2 separate regions of the Homo sapiens genome follow, and region 1 is linked to region 2. Evidence: read pairs that join two places in POLR2A ChIA-PET (ENCODE). Cell type or tissue: GM12878. All regions are shown on one strand. Region 1 has its middle 7.1 kb from the start of SNHG4. Region 2 overlaps PAIP2 (poly(A) binding protein interacting protein 2).

What was found. ChIA-PET counts read pairs that join two places held together with the same protein. Peaks named below come from ENCODE experiments on the same cell type or tissue, not always from the same donor. Only the 100,000 strongest peaks of a DNase experiment are listed, where the experiment ranks them.
Region 1: POLR2A ChIA-PET joins it to region 2 with 6 read pairs; 23 of 35 experiments call an interaction of 5 or more read pairs at or near these places.

The regions. Positions count from the first base shown.
Region 1 is chr5:139,265,787-139,268,286 of GRCh38, reverse strand. No RefSeq gene overlaps it. Among named protein-coding and RNA genes, the nearest start is that of SNHG4, 7.1 kb to the left of the region's middle. In GM12878, no CTCF peak of the experiment used is centred here; no DNase peak of the experiment used is centred here; H3K27ac peaks cover 358 bases.
Region 2 is chr5:139,347,459-139,349,958 of GRCh38, reverse strand. All of the region lies in intron 1 of PAIP2 (poly(A) binding protein interacting protein 2), which reads right to left. Among named protein-coding and RNA genes, the nearest start is that of PAIP2, 6.9 kb to the right of the region's middle. In GM12878, no CTCF peak of the experiment used is centred here; no DNase peak of the experiment used is centred here.

The DNA of each region.
Region 1 (2,500 bases), 82 kb after region 2:
TTCTTTGCTTCTTCTTTAAACTAAACATTGACCCTTTTAAATCTTTGTCAGGTTGGTTCTCTTACCTTGTTTTTAGAGTCTTTGTCTGACTTCATCATTCATTCATTGAACCAATATTGAGTATCTGCCATGTGGCAGGCCCTGTGCTAGGCTCTAGGAGGGATACAATGATAAATAAAACAGACATAGTCCTTACCTTTATGGAGATTACAATGGACATCAGGTAGAGTGAGTTCAGATTTGGTCACAGGAAAGCCTCCAGGTAGGCCTGCCCTGGCCCAGCTCAAACAGATACTTTAAGAAAAGGAGATTCTGCTGCTCTCTCAGGCATCCACTTGATGGAGTTACTTGCATCTTTGTGGTGCTAAGTTTACCAAATAGTAAATAGGCATGTAAAATAGCCAGAACCTCAGCATGTTTATTGGACAATAAACCAAATATCTCACAGCAATGTAAGGAAACTAAAGACCTAGGTTTCTGTGTGATATATACAAGCTCCCTGGGTAGAGAGAACATGAACCTAGGAGTCAGATGTGGATTTGATTCTGACTCCACCACTTACATGTTAGCTGTTTGACTTTTAGGTACATGACCTCTGGCCTCAGTTCCATCACCTATAAAATGGGAATAGTAATCTCTATATTTTAGAGCTGTCGTGAGGATTAAATGAGATGTCATATATAAGAGATCAGGCAGGTACTCAATGCATGTTGCTTCCTTTCCATTACTTCCCTATCCTACACTTGAATCCCACAATTTAAAATAAATAAATAACCAACCTGGGCAACACAGTGAGACCTCGTCTCTATTTATTTAAATAAATAAGTAAGTAGAGATATAAAGATAAATAGATAAATAAATATAAAGCCTAGTCTCCCAATTGACTGGAAATGAGGAGTCTCAAGTGATATTCACCAATTATACGACCAGAGAAATGGGTTGTTTCTATATTGTTTACTATACATTGCACTATGCATGCAACTTATGACAGATCACTGTCTTATTCTGGGATAAGAGAAAGGCAAAAAAAAAAACCCCGAAATTATAGGAAAAAGACTGAAATGAGATATAACAAAGGACTTCCTCACCATGAGGGCTAGAAATATAAGTGGATGCCTGAGAGAGCTGCAAAATCTCCTTTTCTAAGAGCATCTGTTTTGGCTGGCCCAGGGCAGGCCTACCTGGAGGTCAAGAATAAACCTGATGGCCTCTTCATGTCCCACTTAGCCTAAGGAATCCTTTCAGGAGGAATTGCTGGTCCTCTTCCTTTTCCAAGCCAGGCGTGCTTCCAAGGCTTATTGCTCAAAAGGAAAGGAAAAAAATGGCAGCTGCCATTTCAGGCACTTAATAAGTACACTAAATTAAGAAATTGCTGATTTGGAGGCCGGGCGCGGTGGCTGACGCCTGTAATCCCAGCACTTTGGGAGGCCAAGGTGGGCGGATCACGAGGTCAGGAGATCGAGACCATCCTGGCTAACACGGTGAAATCCCGTCTCTACTAAAAATACAAAAACTTAGCCGGGCGAGGTGGCGCGTGCCTGTAGTCCCAGCTACTCAGGAGGCTGAGGCAGGAGAATGGCGTGAACCAGGGAGGCAGAGCTTGCGGTGAGCAGAGATCGCGCCTTTGCACTCCAGCCTGGGCAACAGAGCGAGACTCCGTCTCGAAAAAAAAAAAGAAAGAAATTGCTGATTTGTTTTACCTGATTCCTCCTCTCTGATAAGGAAGAAATATCGATTTAATTTTTTTTTGAGGAAATAAAACAACCAAGTGCAAAAAAAAAAAAAAAAAAAAAAGGAAGAAATATCTTCAATCAGAGATTCCTCGAAGTTGAAAAGGAAGCCTGAGCTCCAACTGCGGAAATTGGCAGAGGTCACACTTAAAGGAACAAGCAGGGCTCGGCAGGCAGCGCTAGGATTCTAGGATTCTCTCTCCCACCCCATCCGTAGGAGATCTCAGGCTGCCTTTATTTATTTATTTATTTATTTATTTTTGAGATGGAGTTTCGCTTTCGTTGCCCAGGCTGGAGTACAATGGTGTGATCTCGGCTCATGGCAACCTCTGCCTCCCAGGTTTAAGCAATTCTCCTGCCTCAGCCTCCCAAGTAGCTGGGATTACAGGCATGCGCTACCACACCTGGCTAATTTTGTATTTTTAGTAGAGATGGGGTTTCTCCGTGATGGTCAGGCTGGTCTCGAGCTCCCAACCTCAGGTGATCTGCCCACCTTGGCCTCCCAAAGTGCTGGGATTACAGGCGTGAGCCACCGTGCCAGACCTGCCTTTTTTCTACAGTTATTTGCAAAGGGGATTAGTTTAGTTGTCCTTTTCTCCCTTCACCACCATTTTTGTTTCTTCTTCTTATTTTCCTTGCTCTTCTTTTCCTTTCTTCCTCTCTTGTGCCACCTCCTTTTCTATTTTCTCCTCCTCCTTCTTCCCTCCTCCAATCTCCATTTCAGCTGCTGGATCTCATTGCCCAACCCACTGGAATTTCTGTTCCAAGAA
Region 2 (2,500 bases):
GCAATCTCGGATCACTGTAACCTCTGCCTCCCGCGTTCAAGTGATTCTCCTGCCTCAGCCTCCCGAGTAGCTGGGATCACAGGTGCACGCCACCATGTCCAGCTAACTTTTGTATTTTTAGTAGAAACGGGGTTTCACCATGTTGGCCAGGATGGTCTCAATCTCTTGACTTTGTGATCCACCTATCTCAGCCTCCCAAAGTGCTGGAATTACAGGTGTGAGACACTGTGCCCAGCCAGGAATTAACATTTTTGATAACTGATGTTTCGTTTTATGTCTTTCATAATAATTTCATGTTTACTTTTCTTATGCTTTTTCAAATGTTCTATTAACTATTTCTTTTCTATAGCGTTTATTTTCCTACACTTAATAACTTTAACTATTTTCCTATCAATTAAAAATGTACTCCAAGGGCAGGAGGCAGTGGCTCATGCCTGTAATCCCAGCACTTTGGGAGGCTGAGGCGCGTGGATCACAAGGTCAGGAGATCGAGACCATCCTGGCCAACATGGCGAAACCCGGTATCTACTAAAAATACAAAAATTAGCCAGGCATGGTGGTGTGAGCTTGTAGTTCTAGCTAGTCAGGAAGCTGAGGCAGGAGAATTGCTTGAACTCAGGAGGCGGAGGTTGCAGTGAGCTAAGATCACACCACTGTACTCCAGCCTGGGCGACAGAGCGAGACTCCGTCTCAGAGAAAAACAACAACAACAACAACAGCAAAAAACAACTCTATACATCCATTTAGAATGCCTTTCCTTCTCCAATATACCCAACCCAATGCTTACTCTGAGCCAAGGCAAGCCCTTTAAAATTATTTTACTTACACACTTCTTCCCTCCCCAATCTTCAGTTTTGTGGAAGTTAGCACTGGTAGATTCCTACTATTAGGTTTTCTCTTACTATGTTTTAAAATAATTTTTGAATTGAATACTTGACAATACACATTATCATCCATTTATATTTTACTAAATTCATCACTCAGGCCATGCACAGTGGCTCACGCTTGTAATCCCAGCACTTTGGGAGGCTGAGGCAGGCAGATCACCTGAGGTCAGGAGTTCAAGACTAGCCTGGCCAACATGGCGAAACCGTCTCTACTAAAAATACAAAAATTAGCTGGGTGTGGTGGCAGGCACCTGTAATCCCAGCTACTGGGGAGGCTGAGGCAGGAGAATTGCTTGAACCTGGGAGGCAGAGGTTGCAGTGAGCCAAGACTGTGTCCTGCACTTCAGCCTAAGCAATAAGAGTGAAACTCTGACTTTAAAAAAAAAAAAAAAAGATACAAAGATTAGCTGGGCGTGGCCAGGCACAGTGGCTCACGCCTGTAATCCCAGCACTTTGGGAGGCCGAGGTGGGCAGATCATGGGGTCAGGAGATCTAGACCATCTTGGCTAACACGGTGAAACCCCATCTCTACTAAAAATACAAAAAAAAATTAGCCAAGTATGGTGGCAGGCACCTGTAGTCCCAGCTACTCAGGAGGCCGAGGCAGGAAATTGGCGTGAACCCGGGAGGCAGAGCTTGCAGTCAGCTGAGACTACGCCACTGCACTCCAACTTGGGCGACAGAGTGAGACTCCGTCTCAAAAAAAAAAAAAAAAATTAGCCAGGCTTGGTGGTGGTCCCCTGTTGTCCCAGCTACTCAGAAGGCTGAAGCAGGAGAATTGCTCGAGCCTGGGAGGCAGAGGCTGCAGTGAGCCAAGATCACGCCACTGCACCCCAGCCTGGGTGACACAGCAAGACCCTGTCTCAAAAAATATAAATAAATAAATAAATAAATTCATCACTCGTAGTTTTTTTTTTTTTTTTTTTGACATGGAGTCTCACTCTGTTGCCCAGGCTAAAGTGCAGCTGCACGATCTCGGGTCACTGCAACCTCTGCCTCCTGAGTAGCTGGAATTACAAGTGTGTAACACCATGCCTGTGCCTGGCTAATTTCTGTATTTTTAGTAGAGATGGGGTTTCACTATGTTGGCCAGGCTCGTCTAGAACTCCTGAACTCAGGTGATCCGCCCACCTCGGCCTCCCGAAGTGCTGGGATTACAGATATGAGCCACCACACTGGCCGAGTTGTTTCTTATATTCATCATCTTCCCCTAACTTCCTATCTTTGTAAAATAGTTCAAAAGGCTACCTGAGGATTTATCATTCTAAGCCAGTGTCCAAAACATCTTTTTTTTTTTTATGGATGTACCACAGTTTTTTAAAAATTATTATTATACTTTAAGTTTTAGGGTACATGTGCACAATGTGCAGGTTAGTTACATATGTATACATGTGCCATGCTGGTGTGCTGCACCCATTAACTCGTCATTTAGCATTAGGTGTATCTCCTAATGCTACAAAACATCTTTTGCCTTCATGTTTGAATAAAAATGTTGTATGGCCTGGCGTGGTGGCTCAGGCCTGTAATCCCACCACTTTGGGAGGCCAAGGTGGGTGGATCATTTGAGGTCAGGAGTTCTAGAAAAGCCCGGCCAATATGGTGAAACCTTGCCT